Regions from separate parts of the Homo sapiens genome. Here region 2 is linked to region 1. Evidence: chromatin loops called from intact Hi-C (ENCODE). Cell type or tissue: endothelial cell of umbilical vein. All regions are shown on one strand. Each heading gives the region's core, and the rest is flanking DNA. Links, peaks and the distances in the headings are about the cores only. Region 1 overlaps ARHGAP10 (Rho GTPase activating protein 10). Region 2 overlaps ARHGAP10 (Rho GTPase activating protein 10).

Region 1 (10,163 bases), core at 989-8,988:
CAATTTTCTGGAAACAGAACCCAAAGCTCTCATCACATTTTTAAAGTGGGTCTTAATGTACTAAAGCTTCAGAGCTAGATAGAGGAAAAGGCTGTCAGATGGAGGAGGGAACTGTAAAATGCTACCTGACCAAAGGACCGGCAGGCCAGAGGACCAGCCAGGAGATGTGGAAGAATGCAAGGCACAGAATAGAGACTAAGATCTCAGAAAACATGATCTAGTAAATGAAATTAGTGGAAGTTCAGAGGAAAGCTACTTCTGGTTTAAACTGTGGGCTGAGAAAACTGAAAAATAAAGTTAAACAAGTTTTAGCCATAAAATTTTGGGAGTCAACCAATAGGCTCAGGTTTGAATGGCTTCAAAGAGCCAGTTTCTACCTAAAACTATGTTGACCAGACACACACGCTCCATCTGTTTTCCTAAGGACTGGGCCTAAGAAGCAGCCAGCCTCAGGGACAGGCAGGAGACACCTGCAGTAAGGGAAATAAAAACTACACTGAGTTAAACCAAACTCACTGAGTAAACTATGTATCTGTAACTTTATTGAACTGCAAGTGCCTCACACTCTGTATTTTCTCACACTGCTGGAGAGATGATTTGGTTGCAACCAAAACTTTGCCAAAGTGGCATAAGTAAAAGTGGATTTATTAAAAGGAATCAGCAGGAAGTAACAAGAGCTGGGACTCAAGACTGCCTTGGATTAGTAATGAGAGGCCATCAAGAGTCAAGGCAGCAAGTCTCCACTTCTCTCCCACTCCTCTTCTCCCTCCTGAGGAGCTGCCAGATTCTCTCCCCATCACTGCCTTTTCTCTGTTCTGCCTACACCTGACCCAGCACAGAGATGTCTTCAGCCCCAAAGCCCAGAGACAACCTCATAGTAACTGGCTCAGTCTCCCCAAATCCTAATTCTCAATTTCTAGCAGAGAGAATCTGTCTCAGCTCAGATCGCAGTCTGATAATTCATGTGCTTAGCTCTGTGTCAGCAGCAGACCCAGAGAAGACAGGCACCAAGCCTCACTAACACAGCAGGAGGGGTTCATGTCCACAGTGAGCAGTTCTCAGTGCTGCTGGGCTGTCGCCTGAAGGAAATACTTGTACCAAATGACTACAGGGCACTACAGACTGAGGAGGGACCCAGAAAAAGGTAAAAAGAGGAAGTGGCTATGCGTTCAGAGTCTAGAAAAATACCCTTCTCCCAATCCTGCCGATCTAGAAGGGGAAGGAAATCATTCCAGAAAAAATTTTTTAAAAACTTCTCTACAAGTATCCTAGTCTGATGTAAATGGCTATATGATTATAGAAGCTTCAACAGTATATGTATTAATGTATACTTTATCATTCTTAATTACAATGATTTTGCTGAAAGCATGTAGCTTATTCTCAATACATTTGTTTACAGTTTAGAAAAGTTAGTTTTTCATATATTATGTGATACTCCATGTTTATCTTTCCCCACTTAGTCTATCTGGTATAATTTTAGATTTCTGAAAATATATTTGAGACATCAAAATATTCTATTTTCAGTGATTCAGTTCAATCCGCAATAATCCCGTTATCTGCTGTTTCTGAGGATCAGTGTAGCCTATTAAACAGTCACAATGAAGACAAAAGGTTTTTACCTAAAGCCATTTCGAATGGAAGGAGCAGCAGCAGAGTCTAGGGCTTAAGAATCCACCTCCAAAGCCAGGCAGCCTGGGTCTGAATCCCCACTTACCAACTATGTGAATTTGGCAAAATTCTTCACCTAAACTTCAGTTTCCTCCGTTTGTAAAGCAGGGATGAAAGTAATGTCTACCTTTCAGAGTTGTTGAGCAGGATCTGAATCATGATGTACTTTACAGAATATGAGCACTTAGTAAATGTGAGACATACTCTTATTCTATATGAATTATATTGATGGTGATGAAGATGAGGAGGAAGATGGTAACCAGAGAGGCCTGACACTGTCTGAAGATCCTAGAGAGACTGTCTTGGCTGTGGGGTGTACGTCACCCTGGAGACAGCACACTAAAAGCAGTATGAGGAGAGGGTAGGTGACCAGGGGAGAGGAGTTTGCTTTCCTGTCATTACCCTCTAGCTGTAAAAATCAGTTAACCCCTTGATTTTCTCGAAAAGCAAACAAGTAATTGCAGTCATTTAATATTAAATGCATATATTTGTATATACTTCATCAGACAACAACAGTGGAAGAGCTAAGGGACAGGCTTTGGAAACAGAGTGGGCTCAAATCCCAGTTTGGCCATTTTTAGTTCTATAACCTCGAGCAAGTTGATGACCCTCCATGAGCTTCATGTGTCTCATTTGGAAATGGCAGTGAGAGGCATGGAGTAGCTCACTTCATCCCTGTAACCACTCCATCAGGGAGGTAGTTCCGTTTTTCTTATTTCATAGATGAGGAAACTGATAATGAGGTTAAACCGGTCACTTAAGTCCCTCAAAAGTCACATGACCTTTTTTCCCAAGATGGCAGATGAGAGGCTTTCCGCATACCTCAGCCACTTGCAAATAGCAAAATAGTGCATAAAGATAAACCCTGTGAGCTTTAATTCAAACAGGAAAACGGAAATCCACTTCAACAGCAAAGGACACCCCAGACTCCAGAGAGGAGAAGGTGGGCAAACAGCCTCCATGATGGCATCTGGCTGGTAAAAGTGAGTGAAGCCTCAATACATAAGAGGCAGAGGACCTCCCGCTGTCATTTCCCTTACTGCTAGGGATCCGCGCAACCCAGGCCGAGGGAGAGCACTTTGTTTCTCTTCAGCCTTGGAGCTAACTTGGGGAAAAGCTTACAGACGCTGAGACGGACACACTGAGAAAAGCTGCATGTATTTTCTCAGAACCAGGAATGACAAGGGGATGCCATTTTTAATCCAGGCTCAAACAAGGCAGTCATTCTTCAGCAATTTGGCAGTGTGGTCATGCAGACAATTTAGTCTTGGATCAAATATTGCAGCATTTGCTCTGCAGCAGGGGAAAGGCCTCCACAGCCAAAACTGAGCAACAAATATAGAAAGTAACCCAACAGTAGGTACTAGAATTGTGCTCTCCCCCATCACAGGTCCAAAAGTAAGAGGAGAGTCGCTGTAGCCATGGTTTATCTGGGCAATGAGGCGTGCAGACAGAGCCAGCTTGGTGGCCTGGAACTGGTTTGCATGTGTCCCTGCTGGGTGCCCAGCCTCCTCTCCTGAGGTTATGGTGCAGCAGGGCCTTCTACACTCCACCCCCAGGCAGATTTCCATGCATTCAGAGCACCTGCTCACCTGGATCAGTAGCCTGAGCCACCCATCTTTCCTGTGCAGAGACCGTGGTACAGTGAGGCCCTCTCTTCCCCACACCCAGGAGTATCTCCAGGCATTCAGAGCACCCACTTGCCTGGATCTGCAGCCAGAGCTACCCTTCCCTTCTTGTGCAGAGACTGTGGTGCAGCAGGGCCCTCTCTGCTCCATACCCAAGCAGATCTCCTGGCACCTGGAGGACCCACTCTCCTGGATGAGATTAGGCAGCTCCACTGCCTCATGCAGAGAACTTGAGACCAGGTGAGGTTCCCAGCTCCACACCTAGGCACATCTCTATGTGCCTAGTAGCCACCCATTGGACCACCCCTCAAAGCTGATGCTCGGACCTGCCATTGGGGGACCTGTAGGTGGGCCTGCCTGGTCTGGCCTGCCCATCTTGAAGCCCTCCTCCAGGTTGGAGCAGGGCGCTCAGACCACTGTGCACTCCACAGATTGGCCCTGAGGCAACAGAGAGTTTCCCCAGTAAACAAGGATCAAGTTTCTACTCAACTATATTGGCCACAGCTGGCTCTTAACCCAAAAGCCACTTCTTGGCCTGGACGTTGAATGGCACAACACAATAAGAAATCAGACATAAGCACACAGCACTCAGGAACGAGGTTAGTCTCCTGAGACCACTGCCCCCTGGTCCTACAGGAGGCAGTGAGCCTGCTCACAAGCCACCACAGAAATGCTATTTATAACCACAGAACTCAAACAGACACCTTGCCAGTGAAAACAGCCAGATCTGGAGACCCAACTCTTGGTGTGGTCCTCCCACAAGGGAGGTGGGAGCACAGCCTCCAAAGGCCACCGTGGGTCAAAGGAAACACGGGCATGGCATTAGCCGCTAAAGGTGGCACCACCACAGCCCTGGAACGAACATGGAGAGAGGGTCGTCTCATACTCCCTTCCCGCCTCCTCAATGTGCTGTGGCGGACTTGGCAGTGCGTCCTCCTGCTGGGGCCTGGAGAGTTTGGGCTGAAAGAAACTGCTTCCTGGGGCTTCTCCAGTGGCTCCAGCCGCTGAACGCGAATGTGTACTGGGGGAGGGCGCTTTTCATGCTTCTCTGTTGCCTCCCTCTGCCCATTCCCCAGGCAGCTATTACTCTTAAGCGCCATCTACTGGACTGCAGCTTAAACAACACCACCAAACAAAATTACACCCCTACAAGCAACAAAGGAGAAAGCCACTGTAGGAACCTCTCTGCAACCAAGGAACTCATAAACAGCCTTGGAACTCTGAAAATACCCAGAAACGTAGCCAAACAATCACACACAATATACACCACAGTAACAGCCCCAAGGACAAAAAGAATAAAAAAATCAAGAACTCTCATCCAAACAATAACAAAATCAAAAAAAAGAAAACATCAGTTCTTTCAAATGAGAAGAAACCAGCATAAGAACTCCAGCAGTAGAAAAAGCCAGACTGTTTTGTCACCTTCAAAGGATCCCACTAACTCCCCAGCAATGGATTCTAACCGGAATGAATGTCTGAAATGACATATAAAGAATCCAGGATATGGATAGCAAAGAAATGCAACAAGATCAAAGAGAAAATTGAAATCCAAGACAAGAAACAACACAAAAACGACTCAAGATTCAAAAGATGACATAGCTATGTTAAGAAGGAACAAAACAGAACTTCTAGAATTGAAAAATTCACTATAGGAATTTCAAAATACAGTTGGAAGTCTTAACGGCAGATGAGACCATGCAAAAGAAAGAATTTCAGAACTCAAAAATCAGTGCTTCAAATGAACCCAGACAAAAATTTGAAAAAAAAAAAAAGAATTTTAAAAAATGAACAGGCCGAGTGCAGTGGCTCACGCCTATAATCCCAGCACTTTGGGAGGAGGAGGCGGGCGGATCACGAGCTCAGGAGATGGAGACCATCCTGGCTAACACGGTGAAACCCTGTCTCTACTAAAAATACAAAAAATTAGCTGGGCGTGGTGGCGGGCGCCTGTAGTCCCAGCTACTCGGGAGGCTGAGGCAGGAGAATGGCGTGAACCCGGGAGGTGGAGGTTGCAGTGAGCCGAGATCGTGCCACTGTACTCCAGCCTGGGCGACAGAGTGAGACTCTGCTTCAAAAAAAAAAAAAAAACAAAGCAGCCAGGCACCATGGCTCATGCCTGTAGTCCCAGCACTTTGGGAGGCCAAGGCGGGTGGATCTTCTGAGCCCAAGAGTTCAAGACCAGGCTAGGCAACATGGTGAGACCCCCATCTCTACAAAAAATGCAAAAACTTAGCAGTGCATGGTCATGCACACCTGGAGTCCAGCTACTAGGAAGACTGAGGCGGAAGAATCACCTGAACCCAGAAAGTCGAGGCTGCAATGAGCTGTGATTATACCAGTGCACTCCAGCCTGGGCGAGAGTAAGACCCTGTCTCGAAAATTCAGGAAAAAAAAGAAAGTAAGTAAGTATTTGAGAAATACGAGATTATGTAAAACAACCAAATGTATACCTTATTGGCATTCCTGAGAGAAAAGAAGAGAAAATAAGCAGCTTGGAAAACATATTTGGGGATAAAATTCAGGAAAATTTCCCCAATCTTGCTTGAGAGGTTAAAATGCAGATATAAGAAATCCAGGCTAGGTGTGGTGGCTCACACCTGTAATCCCAACACTTTGGGACACCAAGGCAGGAGGACTGCTTGAGCCAAGGAGTTCGAGACCAGCCTGGGCAACATAGGGAGACCCCATCTCAACACAAAATACCAAAAAAAAAAAAAAAAAAAAAAAAAGATTTAGCTGGGTGTGATGGCACATGCCTGTAGTCCCAGCTACAGTCTTAGGAAGCTGACATGGGAGGGTTGTCTGAGCCTGGGAGGAGGTCAAGGCTGCAGTGAGCCGTGATTGCACCACTGCACTCCAGCCTGGGCAACAGAGTGAGACCCTGTCTCAAAAAGAAAAAAAAAAAAAAAAGAAAGAAAGAAAAGAAACCCAGGGAACTCCTGTGAGATACAAGACGACCGAGTCCAAGGCACATAGTCATCAGACTTTCCAAGATCAACGCAAAAGAAAAAATCTTAAAGGTAGCTACAGAAAAGGATCATGTTACCTATAAAAAGAAACCCATCAGAATGACAGCTGACTTCACAGAAGAAACTTTATAAACCAGAAGAGACAGGGGGCTGAGGCAAAAGGATCACTTGAGCCTGGGAAGTCAAAGCTGCAGTGACCCATACTCATACCACTGCACTTCCAGCACGGGTGATGGAGCAAAACCCTGTCTTTTGAAAAAAGACTAAAAATAAAAGACATAGGGTGGCAAATTGAATTTTAAAACCAAGATCCGTCCTTCTGCTGTTTGCAAGAGACCCATCTCACATATGATCACGCCCCTGGGCTCAAAGTAAAGGGATGGAGGAAAATCTACCACACAAATGGAATCGAAAAAGAGCAGAGGTCCCTACTCTTATACATATATCAGAAAATATAGACTTTAAACCAACAACAGTAAAAAAAAGGACAAGTAAGAGCATTACATAATGATAAAAGGTTAAATTCAACAAGAAGATTTAACTATTCTAAATGTATTTGCACCCAACACTGGCACACCCAGATTTATAAAACAATTACTTCTAGACCTAAGAGAATACTTTGACAGCCACATAATAATAGGAGGAGACTTCAACACTTCACTGATGGCATTAGACACATCACAGAGGCAGAAAATGAACAAAGAAATTCTGAACTTAAATTCAACACTTGACTAACCGGACCTAATAGGCATCTACAGAATACCCAACAACCACAGAATAGTCATTCTCCTCATCTGCACATGTAACATTCTCAAAGACTGAACACATGCTGAATCATAAAGCAAGTCTCAATATACTTTTTAAAAACTGAAATCATACCAAGCATCTTCTCAGACCACAATGGAATAAAAATAGAAATTAATACCAAGAGCAACTCTAAAAAACACACAAATACATGGAAACTAAACAACTTAACTCCTGAATGACTTTTGGGTAAACCACAAAATTAATGCAGAAATCAAAAACTTCTTTGAAACAAACAAAAGTAGACATAATATACCAAAATCTCTGAGACATGGCAAAAGCAATGTTAAGAGGAACGTTTACTGCACAAAACACCTACATCAAGTGGAAAGATCTCAAATTAACAACCTAACCTTGTACCTAAAGAAACCAGAAAAACAAGAACTAAACCCAAAGTTAGCAAAAGAAAAGAAATAACTAAAATCAGAGCAGAACTAAATGAAACCAAGACCCAAAAATACCATACTAAAGATCAATAAAATGAAAAGTTGGTTCTCTGAAAGGATAAACAAGATTGATAGGATTAACAAGATTGATAGGATTGCTAGCTGGATTAACAAAGGAAAAGGAGAGAAGATCCAAATAAGCACAATCAAAAATAACAAAGGTGACATAACAACCGATACCACAGAAATAGAAAAGATCTCCAGAGACTACTATGAACATCTCTATGCACACTGATTAGAAAATCTAGAGGAAGTAGACAAATTCCTGGAAACATACAACCACACAACTTCCCAAAATTGAATCAAGAAGAAAGAGAAATCCTGAACAGACCGATAATGGAGTAATGAAACTGAATCAGTAATTTAAAAAACCTACCAACCAAGAAAAGCCCTGGACGAGATGGATTCACAGCCAAATTCTACCAGGCTTACAAAAAAGAGCTGGTACCAATCCTACTGGAACAATTCCAAAAAATAGAGGAGGGAATCCTTCCAAACCCTGTCTTTGAAACCAGTATCATCCTAACACTAAAAGCTGGAAAAGACAAAACAACAACAAAAAACTACATGCCAATATCTCCAATGAACACAGATGCAAAAATCCTCAACAAAATACTAGTAAACCAAATCCAGCAGCATATCAGAAAGTTAATTTGCCATGATCAAGTAGGCTTTATTCCTGGGATGTAGCAGTGGTTCATCTACCCAAATCAATAAATGTGATTTACCACATAAACAGAATTAAAAACAAAAACTATATGATCATCTCAATAGACACAGAAAAAGCATTTGATAAAATCCAATATGTCTTTATGATAAAAAGAAAAAAACCAACAAACTAGGCATTGAAAGAAGATACCTCAAAATAATAAAAGCCATTTATGATGAACCCACAGCCAGCATCATACTGAATGAGTAAAAGCTGGAAGCATTTTCCTTAAGAACCGGAACTAGACAAGGGTGTCCACTCTCACCATTCCTATTCAACATACTAGAAGTCCTACCCAGAGCAATCAGGCAAGAGAAAGCAAAGGCATTCCAAATAGGAAAAGATGAAGTCAAATTATCTGTCTCCACTGACAATATGATTCTCTACCTGGAAAACCCTAAAGATGCTGCCAAAAGACTACTAGATCTGATTAACAACTTCAGCAGAGTTTCAGGATACAGGATGCAAAGTCAACAGATAAAAATCAACATTTCTTTATATCAGTAACATCTGAGCTGAGAAGTAAATCAAGAATGCAATCCCATTTACAATAGCCACACACCTACACAAAAACCCAGGCATATATTTAACCAAGAAAGTGAATGATGTCCGTGAGAAGAACTACAAAACACTGCTGAAAGATATCACAGACAATACAAATAAATGGAAAAGCATTCCATGCTCATGGGTTGGAAGAATCAGTATCATTAAAATCTCCATACCGCCCAAAGCAATCCACAGATTCAGCATTACTTCTATCAAATTGCCAATGTCATTTTTCAGAGAATTAGAAAACACTTTTCTAAAATTCACATGGAATGAAAAAAAAAGCCTCAACAGTCAAGGCAATCCTAAGCAAAAGGAACAAAGCCGGCTTCAAACAATACTACAAGGCTACAATAACCAAAACAGCATAGTATGGGCACAAAAATAGGATATATAGACCAATGGAACAGAACACAGACCCCTGAAATAAAGCCGTACACCTACAACCAAGTCACCTTTGACACAGCTGACAAAAAACAAGGGGGAAAGGACTTCCTATTCAATAAATGGTGCTGAGAAAACTGGCTAACTCTATGCAGCAGAATGAAACTAGACTACTACCTCTCATCATATACAATAAATTAACTAAAGATGGAGTCAAGACTTGAATGTAAGACTTCAAACTCTAAAAATTCTAGAAGAAAACCTAGGAAATACTCTTCCAGATAGTCGCCTAGGCAAAAAATTTATGAAGACCCCAAAAGCAAATGCAACAAAATCAAAAACAGACAAACGGGACTTAATCTAAAGGGCTTCTGCACAGCAAAAGAAACTCTCAACAGAGGAAACAGACAATCTACAAAACGGGAGAAAATATCTGCAAACTATGCATCTGACAAAGAACTAATTTCCAGAATCTATAAGGAACTGAAATGAATAATTAAGAAAAAACAGCCCCATTAAAAAGTGGGCAAGAGACATGAACAGACACATCTCAAAAGAAGACGGACAAATGGCCAAAAAACATATGAAAAAATTGTTCAACATCATTAATCTTCAGAGAAATGCAAATTGAAACCACAATGAGATACCATCTGTATTAGGCCATTCTCACACTGCTATAAAGAACTACCTGAGACTGGGTAATTTATGAAGAAAAGGGGCTTAATTGACTCACAGTTCCACAGGCTGTACATGAAGCATGGCTGGGAGGCCTCAGGAAAATTACAATCATGGTGGAAGGCGAAGGAAAAGCAAGCACACCTTACTGTGGCGGAGCAGGAGAGAGTGAGCAAGCAAGGGGGGAAGTGCCACACACTTTTAAACCATCAGATCTGAGAAAAACTCACTATCACAGGAACAGCATGGGGAAAATCCACCCCCATTATCCAATCACCTCCCACTAAGTCCCTCCCTCAACACTGGGAATTACAATTCAACATGAGATTTGAGT
Region 2 (10,163 bases), core at 1,164-9,163, 84 kb before region 1:
CACTGCGAGTAGTACAGTTCCCTTTAAAATCGCAGCAGCAGGTGCTCAGGGAGGAGAGGGAGCCAGGGTGGCTCTGGTGGCGTGACTGCCAGTGGAGGCGACACAGGTGGCAGAAGGCTGCCCTCCCTCTCATTCTATATGCTGGATAATTAAAAATCACAAGTCCCAATACTTGACAAATGAAAAGTCCATTTTGCGAATCCTGACATTCCCCTCCTGATCCACAATCACAGTTCTGTGTGGTGCGTCCCATCCCTGCCCACCACCCCCCACCCCCAGGGCTGACTGTGATGATGGTAACTCCCAAGTGTGGAGGTACCTGTGGGTGCAGCCCAGAGCCTCGGAGGAGGAAGACAGCTCTCTGCCCCCAGGCAGGTCCCTGGGTGCCAGGGTCAGCAGGGGCTCTGAGGCCAGGAGCTACAGCAGCTTGACGTAGTTCTGTGGAATCAGCCCCCTCTTGCCGTTCAGAGTCCCTTCTAGCCAGCCAGGTTCCCTGGAGGTTTGTACTGAAAAGGAAGAGAAAAATCACTTTTACAAAATGCCCCCAAGTACTTGCCTCCTGGGTGTTCACTTAAAAGCTCAAGCAGGGAGTGGCCAGTAGAGAACAGGGGCCACTTCTGGGATGTTGGGTCACAAAGTCTGCACCAGGGTCATTGACAGGCTCTGCCTCCCTGCACTGGCCACCACAATCCTCATCTACACAATCCCAAAGCAGCCTCCTAACTAGTGTCCTAGTTTCCAGAGTCCGGCCCCTTCCAATCCACTGTGCACGAACATGCACAGTGAACTCTCTAGAACACAGAGCTGATCACATCACTCCCCTGCTTAAAGTCAAACTCAAGCTTTTTGTGTTTTTTTTTGTTTGTTTGTTTGTTTTCTTCCTGAGAGGGAGTCTCGCTCTGTCGCCCAGGCTGGAGTGCGGTGGCGCGATCTCGGCTCACTGCAATCTCTGCCTCCCGGATTCAAGCAATTCTCCTGCCTCAGCCTCCTGAGTAGCTGGGATTACAGGCACGCACCACCATGCCTGGCTAATTTTTGTATTTTTAGTAGAGATGGGGTTTCACCACATTGGCCAGCCTGCTCTTAAACTCCTGACCTCAGGTGATCCACTCGCCTTGGCCCCCCAGAGTGCTGGGATTACAGGCGTGAGCCACCACTCCCAGCCTCAAACTCAAGCTCCTTACTGGTCTGTAACACAGGCCCCTGGGCACCTGGCTCCAGCCGCCCCTCCAGGAGCTCTTCACACTCCACTGGCACATCATGCATGTCAACTGCAGTGAATCATCCAGAGAAATCCCAACTGCAACTCCAGGCCTTTGCAAGTGCAGTGGCTTCTGACTGGAATGCCTTTCCCCCACCTCTTCACCAGGTAGTTCCTCCTGTTTAGAGACCTGATTGGATGCCTCCTCCTCTCAGAGTCTCGTCTGACTCCCACACTGTATGGGAAACTCCTGAAGGCAGCCTGAGCCTTATACATCTGGGCATGGTGCCTGGCACAATGGACTGTTCATAAATATTCACGTGATACTCAACGAGAAAATTGCAGCCTGGACAGCAAAGGGCACAGGTCCAAGCACTCCTCACCAGTGTTCGGAAATGCAATACAGAAGCATTTCATAACCCCCAGCTGTGAGCAGGCCCCAGCTCAAACCCCCAACCATGGTCAGGTGCAGGCGTGGCAGCCGTGGCATAAAGGAAAGGGGAGGCATGAGCTACTCCAGCGGACCAACTCGAAAGGTGGCTTCTGATCACAACCCAGGAGAATAATTTCATATCAAAAACCAAGTACAGGCATACACATCCGTAACACACACAAGTTTCATGAAGCAATACTCTTACCCTCACTGCGCGCATGCAATGCCTTCCTTTCTGTATTCTACTCTTTTTTTCCCCATAGATTTGTGTAGAAAAGTATTATTCTTTGAATGCTAATTGCAACTCAGCGAATTGAGTTCATGGTCCTCTAAGGTATAGCTGCCCACAGTTTGGAAGACAGGGACAATCCAATTCTAATTGTCCTTTGCAACAAGGTAACTGTTTGTTCTTCCCTCCCCTGGATGAATAGGAACACATTCCGGCTGTCTGCAGACTAACCGCCTGCACTTTCCTTACATTCAGTAAGCTTCTGGCTTCAACGCCTCCCTGGAGCTGTTCCCTTGGGCCTGAATGCTATTCCCTGCCTTTATGCCTGGACAGCACCTACTCATGCTTCAAAGAGCAGCTTCAGCATCCCCCCACTTCCAGGACTCCTCTCCTGGCTCCAGACCAGGTCGGGGCTCCCAGTTATGCACCCTACATGTTCTGTGTGCGTGTGTGCAGGCATACGTGTATATATAGGAGAGACACACTGAGACATTCTCTTCTAGTCCAGACTATGAGAGCATGTAACACATATAACATGAGACCCAGCACCTAGCACCGTGTCAGACACATGATTATCTGTGTAATGACTGAGTAAGCAAATTCAGAGATGTGCTCTCAAAGCGATCTGGCAGCAAGTTACTTCCTTCATGCCTTCACTGACCTTGACTCTGACATTGTTCTTCATACCAGGATTTTTAGAGACTTCTCACTTCATCCAAACACCCCAGCTGGCAGTGCTACTAGTGTGCAGCCACCATCAGGGAAAAGCTTTGGATTCTATGCAAAACAGGCCCTCAGGGTTGTAACAATGTGGGGGCCTGAGTGGCAAGGGGCCCAGGGCTGAAGTCAGAGCCCTAGAGGAGACTCCTGGCTACCTAGATGCATCTGGGAAATTAACCCCTGGGCCTTGCTCGGCTGTTACCTGCAATACGGGGTTACTAGCACTTAGCTTGCAGGACCTGCTATGAGGAGGCAGTAAGAGAGTCTCAAATATAGTCTCACCTGCACATGCTCACTATTTCTCCTCCTACCCTATACACACCACACACTTGCGCAAGCACAGACTCGGTATTAATAAAAGACAGGATGAACAGAGGAGGAAAAAGGTGATTTTCTACAACGCTGGAGGTGAAAGGAGGCTTGATTGGGGAAACCAAGGCCAGGCCGGGAATCCTGCATCTCCCCAACCAACAAACCAGAGAGACGCCTCCACAACCCCATTCACCACCTCCCCAGCCCTCCCCTCCCTGGAAGGCAGAAGCCAGTAGGGAGAGAGATGTCACTGCTTTACAGAGGCGACCAAGGGGGATCCTGTAACATCCAAGAGCCTTGGAAGTGGACCCAGCTGAGCAGTGGGCGAGGTGGGCTACAAGGGTCTGGAGACCAACAGCAAGGCATCCCCAAGCACAGGAAAAGTGGCTCCGCAGTTGCAGATAAGGCTGGCAGGCTCTCCCTCCCTCTCTGAAGATCTGACCTCTCTCAGTAGCATCGAACCCCAAAATACCCATCTGGGGCTCCTCTCCTAGTTTATCACACCACTCCTCCCCCAAGCAGTGTCTACGCGGACAACAGGGCTCTGCTTTTCCATTCTTATGGGTGGAGAACATGGCAGTCTCAGTGTCTGTCATTTCCCACGCACCCTCCCTATGCCTGCAGGTCTCAGTCCAGGAACCTCACCCTGCTTCAGCCACGGTGTCCTCACAGCCTTTAGACCACAACAGGGAACAAGACGGGTGTGAGGCAGGGACCCCAAGTAGCACCAAAGAGAGGCAGGTCCCTTCCACCAACTCAGTTTTCAGCATAATGTAGACAGTGTATGTGACAAGTACTGAAATCACTGAATTGTCATCATCACACGGTGAGTGCCAGGAACCCACACTCAACTTCAGAACTGCCACAGGACCCACAGGGAGGCTGCGTCCTGGGCTCTGTCCTATCTCCCACCCCGAGGCAACCAGTAGCTTGAATGTTGTGTTTCTCATTATCTTACCATGGCTATGGGTAAAATTCAGTTTTGTCACACAAGCACATATCCCTAATAATATCCTATTTATTTTGCATATGTGTGAGCTTAACCAGAAGCACATAAGTCAGAAGCGCATAGTCATCTGGAACTTATTTTTTCACTCGATATTTTTTTCTCAGATTCCCCTGTGCTAGGAATCTATCTGGCAACCACATCGCTGGGCTGTGGGGTCTATATGTGATCAGCTTTCCAAGATAATGCCAAATTGTTTTCCAGGGATTATTCTGTGTCTATCTGAGACCTTTAAAGTTTAATCGCCAGAGGCTTTTAAGGATTAATTTGGGCCACACCTGCTCCCCCACATCTACATGTGGATGTTGACAAAGAGCCTGGGACAGCCAGGAAAGCAGTCCCGCTGCTGCTGCCGCTGCCACGTGGGGTCGCTCCTGGAAACCACCTGCCTCAGCACCCCTCCCAACCCTGCCCCTGAGGAGGCAACCACTGCCCATCTAACTGGAGCGCACCTGACTGGAAAGACACAGCAGGACTGGCTGGTGGTCACCAGCAAAACCTATTTCCAGGATTCCCCAGGCCCAGAGAAAAGGGAAAGGTCCCTCTGGCCATCACAGGAACGTCACTGCCCTGAGACCTTACAAACACAGCCCTCTCCCGAGGGTGGGGGGCGGGGGAGTTGGGAGGCATAGCCCCAGAGAAACAGCTAGGCATTAGTGAGTCTACTAGAGAAACACATCTTCCGCCTAGAACTGGAACTCATAACTTAAGTCCAGGCCCACCCAGTAAGAGCAAAGAACAAGGACAGTCATGGAGCTACACAATTGCTAAAGACCCCTGTGCCAACCACACTCTGGGTCAGGATATCTCACAGCTGCACACATCCCAAACGCATAACTACTGACGAGGCCGCCCAGGGGTCACTCTGACCTCCAGTTTGTTTTCTCCAAAGGCCACTGGGTGGCATAAACCAATTTCCTTTGTTGCCTGTATGAGGTACAAAAAGGAATTGCACTGCAAGAGCATCTATGGAGGCTGGAAGACTCCAAATGGATAAGTGAACACAGGAAAAATGTCTTGGGCATTCCAGGGACACTAAGTATTGCTGGTCTGCAGAAAGGGAGCATTCCCGGCAGTACTCCTGTGGGCTGAGCTGTCTAGAGTGGCCACTTGGAACACTGCCTGGCTCCACAGAAGCCGTGGTCAGATGACCTGCCAGTCTGTCTTCTCAGTGTCAGTTGTCAGACAGGAAGACCCCATAGCCATTTAAGGAAGGGCTTCACTAGATGTGTTCTGGGCAAGCACCTGCTTTTAACTAGCTAAGAGATCAACTATGCACAGAAGATGTAAGGTGCAAACACACACACAGATAAACCCTGCTTAAGGGCTTTAAACTTACTGTACCCTTTGAAGAAGTGTTCCTATTAAGCAGCAAGCCTAATGCTGTTGATTCTGAACACCTTCCACTATTATCTGCCCTGCTGCAAAAGAATCAGGGCGGCACCTACAAGACAAGTAGCTCACATTAAATGAGACGCTCACATCCCTGGGTAGGGAGAGAGTGTCAACACATCCACAAGGTATTTTCCAAGTAGCCAGCCTTAGGGGAGGGACAGAACGAGGAGCTCCTGAGACACCCGGGGTGCCCCAGCCAGCAAAGTCCTGACAGAGCTGGATACCAGCACCGCAGAGCACAGAACCAAGGGAGACACAAACTGGCTCAAAGCGTAGCCTCGTCTATGGCACACTACAATGTACCCAGTGTGGCATCGTGGTCAGCAGCCTCTCCCCCATACGTCTATAGCAACTCAGAAACCTCTTTTTCTAGTAGCCCCAATGCTATCTTAATACAACATCAATGTTGTGGCCATCCCTGCCGCTTAGGATGAAGAATCAGCTGCACAGAGTCCTAAAGGAGCCTGTCCCAGGTCACACAGAAGATAAGAAAGCCATGGTGTGAGCCCAGGCAAAATACCTGCAGAGTTCAGAATCCACGTTGCCTGCAGTCAGTGGCTCTCCTCCTCCAAAACACACGGAGACACTGGTATTTGTGTGCACATGTGTGTACATATGTACAAATGTGTGACTATGTATGTGTACGTGTGTACACGCACACTTTCTTTTTAGGAAGACTCCAAATCATCTCGGGACTTTAGACCTGGAGAACGTAAGTCTCCTGGGTCAGACGCCTACCAGGCTGTCCTCTTTTATCCAAACTGGCAGATCTGCATTGGCTTTAGGCACTGACCCTCATTCACATGGCTGTGTGCCCAGAGCAGGTATCCTATACCCCGTGTGATTCTCATTGGTCTAAATCCTTGCAAATGATGGATGTAGGGTAAGCATGTGACTCAGTTCTGCATACTGGGATGTGAGGATGGGTAAACTAGGAAGAAATTCCTGGAAAAGTTTTCTCATTCTTAAAGGAACACAAGGATGAGACACCTCCTTCCGCCAGAGTGTGGCCATGATACATGGAACTGTGGTAGTCATCTCGCTCCCGCCAGGGAAACAAGACAGAGGCCCAGGTCCACCAGCAGAGAGCAGTTCCACAGAGAGATGGAAATACTTTGGTCTTTGATAACATCTTTGAGACTATGAATTAAAATTAGAGCTCCCTACTTCCACACTTACTATTGTGTAAACTAATCCCCTCAACCCTTTTTTTTTTTTTTTTTGAGATGGGGTCTCACTGTGTTATCCAGGCTGGCCTCGAACTCCTGGGCACAAGTGATCCTCCTGCCTCAGCCTCTGCAGTAGCTGGCACAACAGGTGTGCACCACTGCACCTGACTTTAATCCATCTTCATGATTGATTCAAACAGTTGTGTCAATTTTTGTTACCTGCAGCCTAAGGTATCCTAGTAGATACACCTTCTACCAAGGTAACTATCTCACAAACCATACTGCAGGAGGGAGTTCAGAGTCTTCTAAACAAATCCAATCACACAAAATAAAAATTCATCACATTTCTCAAATGAGTGCGTTTCAATACTACCATCGCACCCTCCCCTTCAGCCATATGGTGTGCCAACATGAGACAGGCCTGGGGCAGGGCAGCTACGTTCCACATTCTCTTGGCAAAACTGCATGTATGTTATGGTGATGGAGGAATGATCTTGCTTCTATTCCAAGAACAAAATTTCTCCACAAAGTCTAATTCTGTTCCATGTGGGGTTTTGTTGTTGTTGTTTGTTTTCTGACACTACCAGGAGTCTCTGTCTCTGAAGAGTACATATCACACGCATATAGAAATCTATTCTAAATGAGGCAACTTGCTTTCTAAAAAACAATCGTCAGCAAATGCTGCATTACTGACAGTACACCACTGTGCCTCGTGTTGATACATTCCACATATCCCAAACATTCTGGATAATCAACCATTCCATTCCAAGCAGCTAAGGTTCCTACTGCTTCCCTGGAACTCTTCTGAGGAGCTCCACCCACACACGACATCACGGTTTCCACAGCAACTAATGCATTTCATAATGAGCAGGACTGGGGAGGGAAGAAAGCAAGAGCAGGAGAAAAAAGACACTGAGCCATAAGAGAACTTTTTGAAATATTTAACCAGGCATAGCTCCTAAATGCTTGTGTATGAATATTAAATCCTCAAAAGCTACACCCTTGTTTCAATATGCAAAGTCAATACCCGAATCTGGAGACTCACACACTGTTCAAATCAGCAAAAATGTAAAGCACAAAAATGGTAAGAGAAATAGAAATCAAAAATTTTTAAGGACAGTAGTATCCTCTGTTGACTCAGAGTTGGTAAACCCGAAGCATTTAAAGGACTTGGTTAGCAACTCTGGGAGAACAAAGAAAATAAAGTGTGCAAATCAGAAACATTTCTTAAGTCCAAGTGACACTAGCTTCTTCCCGTCAGGAGAGAGATGACCTGAATGAAGACCCACAAGATGAGATGGGTCAGAGAGTAATCAAGAAGCAAGCATAGTGGCATTCCAGCCATCAACAACAGGCCCCTGGCATTGGGGTCTGGGAGCCTAACGCAGCCGCTTAATCCAGTCCAAAGCATCAAGGGGGAGACTCGCCCTCCCGACAACAGCACCATCGCTGACTGCTCACTCCATGCTGCAGACTTATTAATCCTGCGGACAGGATTAACAGACGAAGCTCCCACTAACACTTACCATCCTCAAAAATTGCTCCTATTTCAAAAGATAATTCCGAGCTGTGTTCTGCTTCACACGGATACACGGCTCGAGCCTTCCGACTGCGGATGCTGAAAAGAAAGAGAATACAAAAGACACCAATGAAAATGTGGAAAACAGAGAGAAACTTCACCCCCCAACCCCCCTTCCCCAAATCTCACTGATGTCACCAGTAGGGCAACTCCTCCCAAAAGAGAAATTAACGTGGAAGTGAACATCAGGCTAAGAACAGTACTTGATTTTCAAGTAAATGATGGGTTTCCAATTCAAGCCTTTCCTCAGGGAGCCTCTCTGAGGAGCTGTCACTGAACCACTTCACCTAATTCTCCTCCCTACCTGGTGGGATGCCCTTTCCTACCATTCAGCACTGTTAGAACCACAGGACATGTTTATCTCCAAGCACTTCAGTTGGTCTATTAGGAAAAGCACACGCACCTGGAGACACACGGCCAGCCGGCAGAAGGAGGCGGCACAGCCACACTCCACAGGTGAGAAACCACTGGCCCAGATCCACTCCGGGTGGCCACCGCTCTAGAAGGGGCTTGTTGCTCTTGCCTGAGTCTTCTGTATTTACACCCTGCCTCCGCCCCAAGAAAGGCACACCAGGCCCAGCTTCTCACCATTTGTTAAAGCAACCTCTGTGTCCGTTCATGGAAAGGACGGAAACCATGCTTTTAGCCAGTCTAATCAAATCCAAAGGAAACGCCTCACCTCACTGGTGTGGGGGAAGCCACTGACAGGAAGAAGCACCTGAGCCACTACAGGTGGAAGAGGCTGCTGGAGGGCAGCAGCTCTGTCCTCTATGGACTTGGCCACTGGATGCCATGGAAGCGAATGTTTCCAGTGCCAGCTTGCCTACTTTTAAAACGAAGAATGTGCTTTATACTCATGAGCAAGAAGTTCTTCCAAAATAAGAACTTCTTCATAAATGCACAACCAGCACCACAAAGACAGAGTAGGCTCAAGCAAGTCTCATGTAAGGCAAATTCTCCAAAGAACGTCCTTGCTACTGAACTGGGTGAGGCACGGCCCTGATACAAGGTGGTAAGTGCTGTCCATGAAGTCCAGGATGCTGGGGGTATCTGGGCAAGCTTTTGCCAGCAGAGAACACAAGAACCTGCTCAGGTTCATCAAGCCCCCTGTGTGTGCTGCCACCATATTCCACATTCCACTCCAAACCACGTACCTTTCAGGTGGCTTGTCCGCTACAGTAGCAGGAGGAGAAAAGGGGAAAGGGGACGACCCGGGTGAAAGAGGTGTCACAGCTGAGTTGGAGCTTGTTGTGGTTGGAGACTGTGGGTTAAGCCACTGGACCATAGACGATCGGGTCTGGCCTGGGCTAAGGGTAGGAGTTTGAAGGACAGGATTAATAGCAGAAAGGCCACAGAACACGAAATGCACAACATCCCAATCCCAGATGACTAGGTCACTAATTCCCCTATCATGCCTGACCAGTAGGGACAGAGTCCTCTCTGCATCCTGCCGGGGCTGCAGCCCAAACTACGGATACCAACAACCCAGAAACCAGCCACAGCCCCAAACTCAAGCTGTCTTACTGTCCTTCTCCAGGTTCTCCAATCTGTCCAACCTGCTAGCACCCTATGAGTTCACTAATTAGAAAACCAGAATCTAATTGATCAAAGGAGTAGTGGGACATTCAAGGTATTCACTTTTTCTAATTATAAGGAAAACCACAGGAATCTAGCATCAAGCACATGACCGGCAGCTGCAAAAGATCAGCTAAACATTTAAAGATCTTTCACCTGCTCCTACACGTGTGGCAATTCAGAAGAAAATGCCACTGGATTCAGGCTTCCTCTAGAGAGGGCCAAAGACTTCGAAACCAATGAACAGCAAAAACTTCTGGTGACCAGAGCATTTCTTAATATTTCCCTTTTTTTTTAAAGTTAATGTAAACAGGTCAGTGAACAGACACCTGGAATGGCCTCTAAGCACAGAGGGAGAGTTCAAATAATTGATGCGTGTTAATCTGAATTACTCTTCAGTGACCTCAGAACTGGAGGCGACTATGGTTTATGACATTCCCTTGAGAAGTGTCTCGTTTCATTCAGTGACATTTTGAACACACACGTGTTCCCTGTCTGCAGCACCCAGGTGCTCTTCACCTAAGATACCCCGTCTTCTGCTAAA

What was found. A loop is a pair of places that touch in the nucleus more often than their neighbours do. Peaks named below come from ENCODE experiments on the same cell type or tissue, not always from the same donor. Only the 100,000 strongest peaks of a DNase experiment are listed, where the experiment ranks them.
Region 2: a loop joins it to region 1, with 5 times the contacts of the local background. A loop is called at or near these places in 10 of 110 quality-filtered maps.

What each region holds. Positions count from the first base shown.
Region 1 is chr4:147,978,409-147,988,571 of GRCh38, reverse strand. The region is part of intron 18 of ARHGAP10 (Rho GTPase activating protein 10); the gene reads right to left. Among named protein-coding and RNA genes, the nearest start is that of MIR4799, 200 kb to the right of the region's middle. RefSeq lists an enhancer at 7,196-7,245. In endothelial cell of umbilical vein, for the core only: a CTCF peak has its summit at 4,418 (motif pointing left); a DNase peak (open chromatin) is centred at 4,391.
Region 2 is chr4:148,062,336-148,072,498 of GRCh38, reverse strand. ARHGAP10 (Rho GTPase activating protein 10) reads right to left here. Exons shown (of 23, transcript NM_024605.4): 21 at 9,199-9,351; 22 at 7,992-8,083; 23 at 1-506. The coding sequence ends at 418. Among named protein-coding and RNA genes, the nearest start is that of MIR4799, 280 kb to the right of the region's middle. In endothelial cell of umbilical vein, for the core only: no CTCF peak of the experiment used is centred there; a DNase peak (open chromatin) is centred at 4,768.